2 separate regions of the Mus musculus genome follow, and region 2 is linked to region 1. The links are chromatin contacts, found by Hi-C or POLR2A ChIA-PET in ENCODE. All regions are on one chromosome and are shown on one strand. Each heading gives the region's core, a stretch centred on a gene start or an enhancer-like site at or near the end of the contact. The rest is flanking DNA. Distances are from core to core; before and after follow the strand shown. Region 1 overlaps Bnip1 (BCL2/adenovirus E1B interacting protein 1). Region 2 holds the start of Nkx2-5 (NK2 homeobox 5).

Evidence for each region. Hi-C counts contacts between places; a loop is a spot of excess contacts on that map. ChIA-PET counts read pairs that join two places held with the same protein, here RNA polymerase II (POLR2A).
Region 2: a map of heart shows a loop between it and region 1 (2.4-fold over the local background). The contact joins the promoter of Nkx2-5 here to the enhancer-like site in region 1. A Hi-C loop is called at or near these places in 2 of 37 maps with a recorded cell type or tissue (both heart). POLR2A ChIA-PET finds 5 or more read pairs at or near these places in 1 of 5 experiments (embryonic stem cell).

The regions. Positions count from the first base shown.
Region 1 is chr17:26,790,967-26,796,966 of GRCm38, forward strand. Bnip1 (BCL2/adenovirus E1B interacting protein 1) reads left to right here. Exons shown (of 6, transcript NM_172149.5): 5 at 1-78; 6 at 975-1,555. The coding sequence ends at 1,171. Among named protein-coding and RNA genes, the nearest start is that of Bnip1, 13 kb to the left of the region's middle. Within about 2 kb of position 3,930, at least 1 of the 3 ENCODE cell types and tissues checked has a DNase peak (open chromatin) inside an H3K27ac peak, as active enhancers do; it is heart, where a contact is called at or near this core.
Region 2 is chr17:26,837,423-26,843,515 of GRCm38, forward strand. Nkx2-5 (NK2 homeobox 5) reads right to left here and starts at 4,143. Exons shown (of 2, transcript NM_008700.2): 1 at 3,603-4,143; 2 at 1,243-2,225. The coding sequence starts at 3,933. The coding sequence ends at 1,600.

The DNA of each region.
Region 1 (6,000 bases), core at 2,680-5,179:
TCACAGAGAGTCTCATGGGGATCAGCAGGATGATGTCACAGCAGGTGCAACAGAGCGAGGAGGCTATGCAGACTCTAGGTAAGAAGGAGGAGGCTTTCCCCACCCAGGGCTTCCCAAGTGTGTCCTAGGAGATCGAATGACAGCTTGATCCTGGCAGGGAGGTGTCCTGCCCCTCCTCTTCTTCCAGTTATGCAGCTGTGCAGAACTGGCCGGCCTCTCTGGAGATGGTGTCAGCAGCGCTCTCAGGGGGTCTGGGAGTCTGGTTTGCAGCGTGGGCGCATGGGTCTGGGATTGCCAGGCAGGTTTGGGAATTAGGGCCACTGGCAAGACCATTACTGTGAGTTCCTTTCAGAGATACCAGCTAGTGGCCAAGGAGAGGCTGCTTGACGCCACTGCATTCCTGGCAAGCGCCTTCTTACCATGGCTCCTTGTAGAGACTTGGCCTTTCTGGGACCTTTCAGTGTAGGAAACAGGAAAGGCACGTGCTATTGTTCATGAGACTTCACATGTCCACCAAAGTAGACGACGAAGGTTGGTGACTTCTTGAACCCACCACCTTACTCTCTCGGCTGTCACTCAGTCATCTTGCTTCATTTCTACCCTTAGTTTGTCCTCTACCACAGACATCATCCAGGAAACTAGCTCAGCACATCTAAAAGCTGAGAGCTGGAGAGTTGGCTTAGTGGTGAAAAGCAGGCAGTGCTCCTGAAGAAAACCCAAGCTCAGTACCCAGCAGCCGTGTCAGGCAGCTTTCAATTGTGTCTAACTCTGTGGACATCTGGGCTTATGTGCATACGCCCACACACACACACACACACACACACACACACAGTTAGCAAGGATAAGAATAAATCTCACCCACCACACACACCCTCGGCTCAGGCACTGGCCTTGTTGACGGCCAGCCCACAGCTTCAGCTCCTTCTGACCCAGGAGGCGCAGTCTGAATCAGGCTCCTTCCTCTTGTGTTGCAGTCAGCTCCTCACGGACTCTCCTGGATGCAAACGAAGAGTTTAAGTCCATGTCGGGAACCATCCAGTTGGGCCGGAAGCTCATCACAAAGTACAACCGCCGAGAACTGACGGACAAGCTGCTCATCTTCCTGGCCCTGGCCCTCTTCCTCGCTACAGTCCTTTATATTGTGAAAAAGCGCCTCTTTCCATTTTTGTAAGCGAGAGCTGCCAGCTTTGGCCTGTGCACGCCTGCTCCAGGATCCGGGCCGGGATCTCAAGGACTAGCCGGGCTGCCAAACTGGACTTCCCCTCTCCCTCGGGGGCTCGGTGAACCTAACAGAGGGAAACACAGCAGCCCAGCCTCCTGCCAGAGGGCTTGGCAAGGGTGTGTGGAATAGAGGAGCCGGGAACCTTCAGGATGGAGGCACTCCAGCTCCCCCGGCTTCCAAGGACTGCGGCTGCCATAGAGAGCACATTAACGCCGGGACTTGGTGTACCTCCTCTCACCATGTCCAGAGGCCTGAGCGCTGGGCCTGTGGAGGGAAGAGAGGAGAGGCCAGCGGGAGGGATGGCTGTTCCCTGAATAAACCTCATTTATTTAATAGAGTGGTAAATGCTTAACATTAGAAGATATCCCTTCGGTTAAGTGCATGCCTCCTCGTGTTCTGATTCCTAGGACCTGGAGTTAGATTACTCACTCGACAAGGAATTACTGTGGCAAAGGGAGGGCTCAGAGGTTAAGAACGGGCTCTGGCCGTTCTTTCAAAAGACCAGGGTTCCATTCCTAGCACCAACATGGTGGCTCACCACCACCTCAAACTCCAGTTCCAGGGACCTGATGTCCTCTGTAGGCCTGAGGCAGGCACATAGCACACTTATATATGTAAAGCAAGCACTCATGCACATACTTTTTTAATTGATTGAGGGTGAGAGAGATGACTCAGTTGTTGGAGGTACTTGCTGGTTAGCCTGACACCCCGAGTTCCCTCTGCCCCATGGGTGGAAGGGGAAAAGCAGCTCCAGGGAGCTGTGCAGCTTTGGCGTGTCTCCGCATACGCACAAAGAGAACAAAGTTAGCACGAAGAGAACAAAGTTAGCACGAAGAGAACAAAGTTAAAGAAGCAGGGAGCATCTGCTACAGGCTGATCCCTAGACATCACCAGACTTGTAAAGCTAACATGCTCTCTCCAGCATCAACAGAAGAGAGGTATCAGCAAGAGGGACTGCAGAGAGCTGCACTGGAGCAGCCCGTACCGGCATCTCCGAGTGCCCAGATGGGTCTTTCTCCCAGCAGCCTGGCATGGCCTGGGGCATTGCAGGGTACTCTGTGGCTCCCTTCTCTCTGGTCCAGACTAAGCATGACAGAGTGAGAAGCCTGTCCTGTTGACACCCAGCTGTGCCCAGTTCTGTCCATGCCCCAGGTACAGGCTCCCAGCTAGGTCAGCCCTAGAGGTTCCCTATGCTGTCAGTCTGGCTGGCATTGTCCTTGAAGTTCATAGCTTGTTCATAGCACTGGAGGCTCTGGGAGGTAGAGTGAGTGGAAGATCACAGGCCCAGAACTGGAAATGTTCAGACCTCATGGTCCTAAGCAGTTTACCTTATGTTGCTGTGATTTTCCCTGTCCACACAGTGGAAGTCAGAGTCCAAACCAGGCTGGTGTGAATGAAGGGGAAACAGGAAGTAGCTAGCGGGTGTGGCATATGTTAAGAGTCAGAGCCTTTGTCGTGAAGGGACAGGTCATCTTGGGACCAAGTGTATGCTGTTGGCTGTATACATCAGACTGATTTACTGAGTACATTGTAAGTGGAAAGGGATGTGTGTGTGTGTGTGTGTGTGTGTGATGGTGGGTGATAGAAATTCCTAGCCCAGTAGTACAGAATCCCACACATTCAAACTGAACCGTCAGTCTCCTGACTGGGAAAGCTCCTAAGGCAGTAGTAGTGGATTGCATATACAGAGAGTGTGCACTGGGCAGACCCAAGTCATTGGTTCCATCATGGCAGTATGGAACAGAACCACCTGAGATTTCTGTAGAGACGGTGTGAGACTAAAATCCCATGAACTGTTCAGTTCTGCAATTTTCCATTTTATATTTTTATCTGTGGTTGGCCACAGATAGCTAAAGCCATAAAGAGCAAAGTCACAGATAAGGTATGTATGTAAAGGAGGGCTTAACACACACACACACACACACACACCACATATATACATACACACACACCCCAAGTACACACACACCACATATATACATACCCCAAGTACACACACACACACCACACACACACACCACATATATACATATACACACACCACACCACACATACACATACCACACACACCACATATATACATACACACACCACATATATACATACACACACCACATATATACATACACACCCCAAGTACACACACACACCACATATATACATACACACCCCAAGTACACACACACCACATATATACATACACACACCCCAAGTATACACACACACACATACCACACACCACATATATACATACACACACACCCCAAGTACACACACACCACATATATACATACACACCCAAGTACACACACACCACACACACACACACACACACACACACACACTCATACATTCTTAATTCTTGACCTCCAAAGGCACTTGGAGGTGCAAACTATACACACAGATTATAGACAGATTAATCTGAGTGCAGTCGTGACGGGAAGCTCCCACTCGGATTCCAGCCTTAAGTGTGGCAGGTGGGAGCTTTCAAGCAGGGATTTGTCTTGTCTTAACATTTCTCTTTACTCTCCCCACTAATTGTCAACATCCTCACGCTGTGGAAATGTGTGGGCTCTGCGTTCCCTAGAAGTGTCCCTTTGGCCCTTTTACTTTGCCTTCTGAAACTAGAGTCTGATTTGACCTATTGAATCACCAGGACCTCATCTTGAACCTCCACCACAGCCTGACTCTCCCTCTTCAGGTTAGCTGTGCAGAAAATGGCCTTCCACACTCAGCCAGGAGGGGGCAATGTCCACACTTACTCTGCACTCCCGAAGTAATAGAGCTATCTCCAGGGACTGAAATGCTCTAAAAGCTACCTTAAAAGGAGGGAGGGTGAAAAAAAAGACAACTAAATGCACAAGACCCCTTCGTGTTTTGGTTGGGCTATGTTCCATAAGTTCCTTTAATATTCAATTAAACAACAAGGCAAGCTCATATACTACATTTTGATTGGCCAATTGGTGCAGCCTTCAAAGGGCTGTTCATTCCAGAGGTGTTTTGCTAAGCATCTAACTTATCTGTATCGACTGTATCTGAAGCTGCAGTAGTGGACAAGCTAATGTGAGCAGATGTACATGCTAAATACGTCCTCAATGTGTCAGAAAATGCAGCGAGCTTTCTGTATCTTTGGGTTCCCCATCTGCAGATTCAATCAACTTTACATTTAAAAAAAGAACAATTTTATACTGTACAGACTTTATTTGTTATGCCCTGGATAGGACAGTGTAACGAGTACTTTTCTAGCATTCGCACTACTTAGGATGCCAAGCAAGAACCCTGAGCACACAGGGCTCTGAGGCCCCTTAGTACAGGGGAAAATGGATCTGCGTGTGGAGCATCCGGGTGGAGGAAAGAGGGCAGCTTTGCAATATTAAGTGTGGTCAGGGCTGGGTGCGGTGCTGTACACCTTTAATGCTACCACTCAGGAAACAGAGGCCAGCCAGTCTGGTCTACATGCTAAGTTTCCTGCCAGGCGGGGCTGCATGGTAAAACTCAATCTGGGGGGGGGGCGGGGGGAGGGGTCAGCTGATAGAAGAGGGGCAGCCACCCAGCAAGCCTGGGGAGTCTAACCAGCTCTCAGGTAGTACCCATCTTGTTTCCCCCCACTTCTCTGTCAGCTCTCTCTCTCTCTCTCTCTCTCTCTCTCTCTCTCTCTCTCTGTTATTCATCTTCTGCACTAAATGCCCACTTAGATCAAGCTCCGTCTGCTTGGCCCTGCACAGGCTCTGAGAGCCCAGGTCCATGTACCTATAGCTTCAGTTATCTATAGGAAGTCATCTATAGGAAGAGCATCAACAGCCCCAGAGTTGTAGAACAGATGAGCCTCCTCAGGGGCTCAGACCGCAGGCACCTCTGTCTCTATGTACTGCTCCTGCCAAAACCACCTAGCCCTTCTCTAGGCTCCTTCTTCCCCAACACACTTCTTCCTGGAGCCTGTTAGGGGTAAGGATATGTCATCCCAAAATGTGAGTGTGTGAGACTGGAATAATCTACTCAGGGTAGACTTTTCTGGGGGCTGGAGACATGACTCAGTTGTTGCTCATCCAGAGGACCTGGGTTCAGTTCCCAGCACCCACATGGCACCTCACAGTTATCTGAAGTCCTCTTCTGACCTTGGTGGGCATCAGGCACATACGTACATTCAGGCCAGACACTCATACACATAAAATAAATCTTTTTTAAAACATTGCTTGTTTGAAGATGGAGGTCTATGTAGCCCTAGCTGTCCTGGAACTTGTTCTGTAGACCAGGCTGGCCTTGAAATCAGAGATCTGCCTGCCTCTGCCTCCCAAGTGCTGAATATATGCTACCATGCCTGGCACTTTTTTTTTTTAATTATTGAAAATGGACTGAAGAGATGGGTCAGCAGTTAAGAGCACTGACTACTCTTCCAGAGGTCCTGCGTTCAATTCCCAGCAACCACATGGTGGCTCACAACCATCTGTAATGGGATCCAATGCCCTTTTCTGGTGTGTCTGAAGAGAGCAACAGTGTACTTCTATACATAAGATAAATAAATAAATAATTTTTTTAAAAACTTAAAACAATATCTGGCTATATCTGTGTGGCTACTCCAGACACCTGACTCCCTGAGTGGTACTTATCTATGTTAAACAACCAAAAGTCACCATCCATTTCCAGGTCCTCCTCTTTTGGCTCCTTGTGCACCTCAGATGCTGGAGGAAGGTCAGTCACTGTCTTGGTTTGCAGGATTTTCATGTGCACATACAAACCAAGTGTGGTTTCCTCCTGTCAATCTGTTCTAACTTAGTTTA
Region 2 (6,093 bases), core at 2,893-5,392, 47 kb after region 1:
AATAGATGGCTAGCAGCTGAGCTGAATACATCCCCTAGTTGTGGTCAGTGCTACCTGCCTCAGGTGCATGAGAGTTGGGGTGAGGCACACTTTTCTCTTTCTTCACACGGCCCAGCCCAAAACCCTGGCATGGGCAACTATTTGCATGCAACTGCATCTTTACCTTCTGCATTTCCCCAAGGACCCTAAATGGCAGCACCTACGGCCTTCTCCTCCACTGTGGGGGTTAGGAGGTGACACTAGCAAGCTGGTTTCCACTGCTGCAAAGTGCTGACCCAGCCTCACTAAGCCGGGCTTCAGGGGCTCACTGCAGAGCTCAGGACCTAAACTCCACAGCAATGTCGTGACTGCTTATAGGGTTGCTGCTGGCCCTACCGACTTTGTGACCTAGCCACTGCTCCAGAGCAGCGAAGAAGACAAAGCCAGTATCCACAAGCGGAGGTTAGTTATCCAGCCCTGAGTACTGGGGTTAGAGACGCTGAAGTAGAAAAACTTGGGACACCCAGTAAGAAATCCCCACAACTACAAGCCCCCATTTTATCAAACCTGTTCTCTCATCTGTAAAACCTGCAGAGCGATTATGTTGGTCAATCGAAGCTGTGTTAACTACAGTCAAATTACTGCCATACCGAGAGATGCCAGTCAGGTTGGAGAATCGCCCCATAACTCACACATGGACTCTCACAGTCCCCCCCACCCCACCCCACCCTACCCTGAGATAAATGTGAGCACCATCTCCCATCCGGTTTAGGTTTGGCCTCTGTGCTTAGCTGAAAACAGGCAAAGGACTCCAGGGGCTTCCAATGAGGGGCAGAGTCTCAGGGAAGCTGGACAAGGGCCCTTGGCTCTTCCGTCGGTAAAAGAGCTGTGGCGTTAAGCAGACGACTTAGGGTGCTGCTCTCCCCTCAACGCCCAGCAACAGTGAATCAAGTTGGCCTGAGGATGGGCGCTCTAGGATCAGCTTTTACTCCTTCTCTGGTGCGAGAAGACGCTGAACTTCCTTCTACACCCATTAGCTCACAAGCAAGTCATAAAACCCCTCACGCCCTCCGCGGGTAACCTTGGAAAAAAAAAAAAGGCCGCCCTCGGGGGGGGGGGGGGGAACGGAGGACTTCAGAAAACACCTAACGAGGGGTGCGGGGTGCCTCAGCTTTTATGAGTGCAGGTTCTATTAATGTGAACTATGCCTGTGACCTGGAGGGGCCTCTGCGCTCGCTCAGAAATCCTAAAAGAAGCCCGCGTGCGTTAGCGCACTCACTTTAATGGGAAGAGGGTTCTCATTTCTTACAACAGGTAAAAACATAAATACGGGTGGGTGGGCGACGGCAAGACAACCAGGGCCCGGGCGCCCGGCCCAGGCTCCCGGTCCTAGTGTGGAATCCGTCGAAAGTGCCCGTGACCCTGGAAGGGCTCTGCCAGGTCCGAGACACCAGGCTACGTCAATAAAGTGGGATGGATCGGAGAAAGGTCCCAGGCCTGCGCGAGGGTGGGTGTGAAATCTGAGGGACAGGGCATAGTGGGAGCTTTCCCATCCCCGGAGTCATCGCCCTTCTCCTAAAGGTGGGAGTCGTTCCGGGGCGCCCCAAACGGGCTCTTTCCCTACCAGGCTCGGATGCCGTGCAGCGTGGAGACGCCCGAATTGCCCTGCGGCATCCCGGGACTCTGCACGGTGTTCAAGTCCCCGACGCCAAAGTTCACGAAGTTGCTGTTGGCGGAGGCGGCGGGGGGCTGCGCGGCGGGGGGCGCAGCGGGGTAGGCGGCGCAGCTGTAGCCGGGACTGCAGGCCGCGCCGCCGTAGCTGGGGTAGGGGTAGGCGTTGTAGCCATAGGCATTGAGACCCACGCCGTAGGCGGGAGCGTAGGCCGCGGGGTCCCCCAGGCAGGGCTTCCCGTCGCGCACCAGCACGGGCACCGCGATCCTGCGCGCGGGCGGCGGCGGCGGCCCCAGAAGCTCCAGAGTCTGGTCCTGCCGCTGTCGCTTGCACTTGTAGCGACGGTTCTGGAACCAGATCTTGACCTGCGTGGACGTGAGCTTCAGCACGCTGGCCAGCTGGTCGCGCTCTGGCGCCGACAGGTACCGCTGTTGCTTGAAGCGCCGCTCCAGCTCGTAGACCTGCGCCTGCGAGAAGAGCACGCGTGGCTTCCGTCGCCGCCGTGCGCGTGGTCTCTCGGCGCCATCCGTCTCGGCTTTGTCCAGCTCCACTGCCTTCTGCAGCGCGCACAGCTCTGAAGGGGAAGAGAGGCAGAGAGGTGGCGGGTTAGAGCGGCGGGCCGGGGACCTCAGGGCCCTTGTAGGGGTGGCAGGGAGTATCACTCTGGTCCTATGCCGGACACCCAGCTCCGCTTAAGCTAATCGCCGAGTGCACGGGCTCGCTCGGTTCGATGTTGGCGCAATTGCGCATCTGGGAAATGCCTAAGTGGCTTGGACAAAACAAAACAAGAGAAATCTCGGGCGCCCTATCCCAGACCTCTTCCCCGGATAGTTAGCGTTCTCTTAACAGTCTGGGATTTAGCTTTAGCTTTTCTGGCTGCAAAGAAAATAAAGTCATGAGGATGCTCGGAGTGAATTACATTAGGAATACTCCGGTTTGTCCCTCGGGTGGTCAGCTGATGTTGGCATGGCTTCTGGACTTCCCAGTACCCGGAGGAGGACAGAGGCCTCTACACCAGCCCTGCGGGATTCCGGTTGGTAGCAATAAGTTCTAATCCTCCTCCAGTCCTTCTCCAATGTTCCTGGACCTTCTCTCTGCTCCCAGGGAAAACCTAGGAACGTCCTCTAACTCGCAGAAACCATTGGGCCTCTCTGGCTTTACTCAGCACAGGATCTGGGCCTGGGACTTCCCTGCTCCTTCTGTGAGCTGGCCAGGAGCCCCTCTCCCTACTCTGAGATATTTGGTATTCGGCCACCTTCGGAAGCCTGCTCTTCACTTCTCAGTGTCTTTATTCGTTCCGTATTTCCCAACAGTTCCCAGAAAGGAATTTCTGCCTGATCCTGCCTGGAGATTGTACTAGAAAAACAAAGCCAACCCCAGCTCCTGGGATCCGCAGCATCGCATCTCAAAATCACAACCCGGTCCCCAGACTCCTCTCTTTTGGCACAAAGGAGGCAAGGCCCAGAAAGGCAGGGTGGGCTACACAAGGCCCAGGATACACGGGGCTAAGCTTTCGGTTTAGCAGTTCTCAGTGTCTCAAAGTACCCCCAAATCTGGAAGAGATTTTAACTCTCCAGTACGAAGATTTGTTCTAACGCGGATTGTTAGATAGCTTAACTTTGTAACAGATCCAAGAACAAGGCCCTAACCTACTGGGGTTTTGTAGGCCGAAAACAACATTTTAATCTTCTCTCTCTCTCTCTCTCTCTCTCTCACTCTCACTCTCTCACTCTCTCCCTCTCTCTCTCTCCCTTCTTTTTTCCTGACCCTCTAAATTCGGCGTTCCCTCTAAACTTCGGACTGACTGCGGGACAGCCTGGAATCTTATACTCCAAACTCCCCGCGCCCAGCCTTCACCCCGGACTGAGCTACTGTCAGGCCTGGGTTTCTTGGCTCAGGGTTTTGGACATGAAAGCGATTCCAGAAGGGAAGAGCTTGAGGTTCTCCTTACCTTTTTTATCCGCCCGAGGGTCTTTGGCTGGGTCAGGGTCACCGTAGGCTCCCGGGTAAAATGTGGGGGCGGCTGGGAAAGCAGGAGAGCACTTGGGGGGCGAAGGCGCGGGGCCCATCTCCGCGCGCAGCTCTGCCAGGCCGGACGCTGCCGCCTCGGGGCCAGAGTAGGCCTCGGGCTTGAAGGCGGCCAGCATGCAGGAGGCAGGGGCCAGGGTGGCCTCGAGGCGCGCAGACAGGTCCCCAGACGCCAGGCTACGCTGCTGCTGCTCCAGGTTCAGGATGTCTTTGACTGAGAAAGGCGTGGGTGTGAGCGCAGGGCTGGGGAACATGGTGGCGACGCAGGTTTCACAGCGCCAGGTGGGTAGCAGAGAGTGGTGCTGCCCACCCCTGGGGACAGCCTCCCCGCATGGTGCCCGCCGCCCGCCCGCGCACCCGCCTCTCTGCCCTGGATGTGGCGCGCGGCAGCAGGTAGCGCGGAGCACCAGGGGCAGAAGAGGCGGGAGCAGGCTGGAGTAGGGGGGATTCAGCCTGCCATTGGGCCAGGGGCCTGGATGACAGGAGCGACGGGCAGTTCTGCGTCACCTAATATAGACATAGGGATGGGAAAAAAAAATCCTGCTCAGCTTTTTTTAAAGGGGCCGCGACACATTTGGGATAGTCTCCCACTCCTGCAAGGAGATTGCTCCTCGTTAGCCTGAAAATCCCAGCCAGACACACTCAAAGAAAATACCTGATTCTGTTATGCTGAGTCTAAACGCAGGGTTGGGGGTGGGTCGAGGATTTGAATAAATATTCTTTGCACTGTGTCCTGTATCACTAAATGGGCTGGTGAGGATGGATTGAAAGCCAGAAGAGGGGGGTTATTTTCAGGGATCAAGACTATGACTACAATATTGTTTACTGAAGTCTGCCTAAGAGTAGCCTGCATAGAAAGAGAATCACAGAGAAGACAGTTGTTCTGGGACGAACACTGAGTTTAACACATGAGTTTAAGAATTGGATTGGGGAGCGGTAGTTAATTTGACCTACAGGACCAAATTCAACCCAGGAACCCAGAGGGGCCCCAAGGGGTTCTGAGCTGAATGGAAAGGTGAAGTGGCTAATTGTGGGGTGGGAGTGGCCACCTGCTTCAGACTAAGCGGTGGGGCCAGGCACCTCTCCAGAGAGAAGGAAGCATTGTTGGGGAATTGACTCTTCCTGGAGGAGAGCTGCCTTCTGGGTTGTCTGCCTGGATTCTCCTGAAGCCCAAGCTGCTTCATTTTTCACCCTCCTAGGCCACCACAAAAGTCCCAGACCCTTTCTAGCCCGATCCTCCAGGGCCTTCCTGGGCTTCTACTCCACGGGGCAGAGGACAGATCAGGCAGGTGGAGGGACATTTTCAGTCCAGTGCTGCTTCTGTCTGAAAACTGTCAGGGTTTAAGGAACCCAGGTTCTGTACTAAGACAACTGTCTGGATCTAAGGAACACTTGGGCCCTCCCAGACCCAACAGAGTGGGACTTTTTCCTGCTGTAATCTCAAAAAGAGAAGGCACATCGATTCCAGGCAAAACCTCCCCCACCGAAGGTATATGGTAAGGCTAACCTCTGGGAGAGCTTGGGCTCACCACACCGATTTGCAAAGGGGATGTGCCCTTGAAAATTCATGTGGTGAGGGTCCATCACCTGTTTTCGGATATAAGGATTCCCAGAGTGAACAGATCTGTGAGTCAGAAGGCACACAGATATGAAGGACGAGTTGGCCACCAGAGGAGAGGCTTTTGGAATAGAAACGGAGTGTGAGTGTAGGGTCAAAGGTTAGCTAAACAAGTCACTCTTAAGTCATGAACCCAAAGTCCAGAGATCAAAACTTTTGTGAGTGCAGAGTGTGAACTGTCCCTCCTGGCAGGGCAGTGTGGGCCATTGGGCGCTGGCAACCATCTGGGCCATAGTGAAGCCAGCAAAGGCCTGATTTGTGTTCCTTCCTGCTTTTCCTCAAACCCAAACTCCCAAGGCCTTGGGTTGTCTTCAACTAAGGGAGAAGGAGACCCAGCTCCAGGCAGACTGTGAAGCCCAATTCCAGGCTCCAGTGGTCAGCACCAGACTTGGGAGCCATAGTGAGATCTCAACCCAGGGACCACAGAGCATCCTAAAGCTGGTGCTCTTTGTCTTCCGCTGTGTCCCTCTCCAAGCAGTCCAAAGCCTTTGCCTTTTTTCGCTTTTGTTGTTTTGTTTTGTTTTGTTTTGTTTTGTTTTGTTTTCCTCCCTTGCCACAATTTCTGGTTACATTACAGTTACTGTTCTGAGCCAACCTAGCTTGGGACCCTCCCGAGATTGAAGATTGGTTTGTGTGGGTTGGACGGATGTCTATCACCCAGGCGGTGACGTCTGGCAAACGAGCCACATCCGATTCAATTAAATGTCTTGCTGAAAACAGCTTCGGGCGAGGGTCCTGGGAGTCCTGTTAAGTGAATCGGCTGGCCCTGCGGATCGCGATGACAGTTTGAAAGATT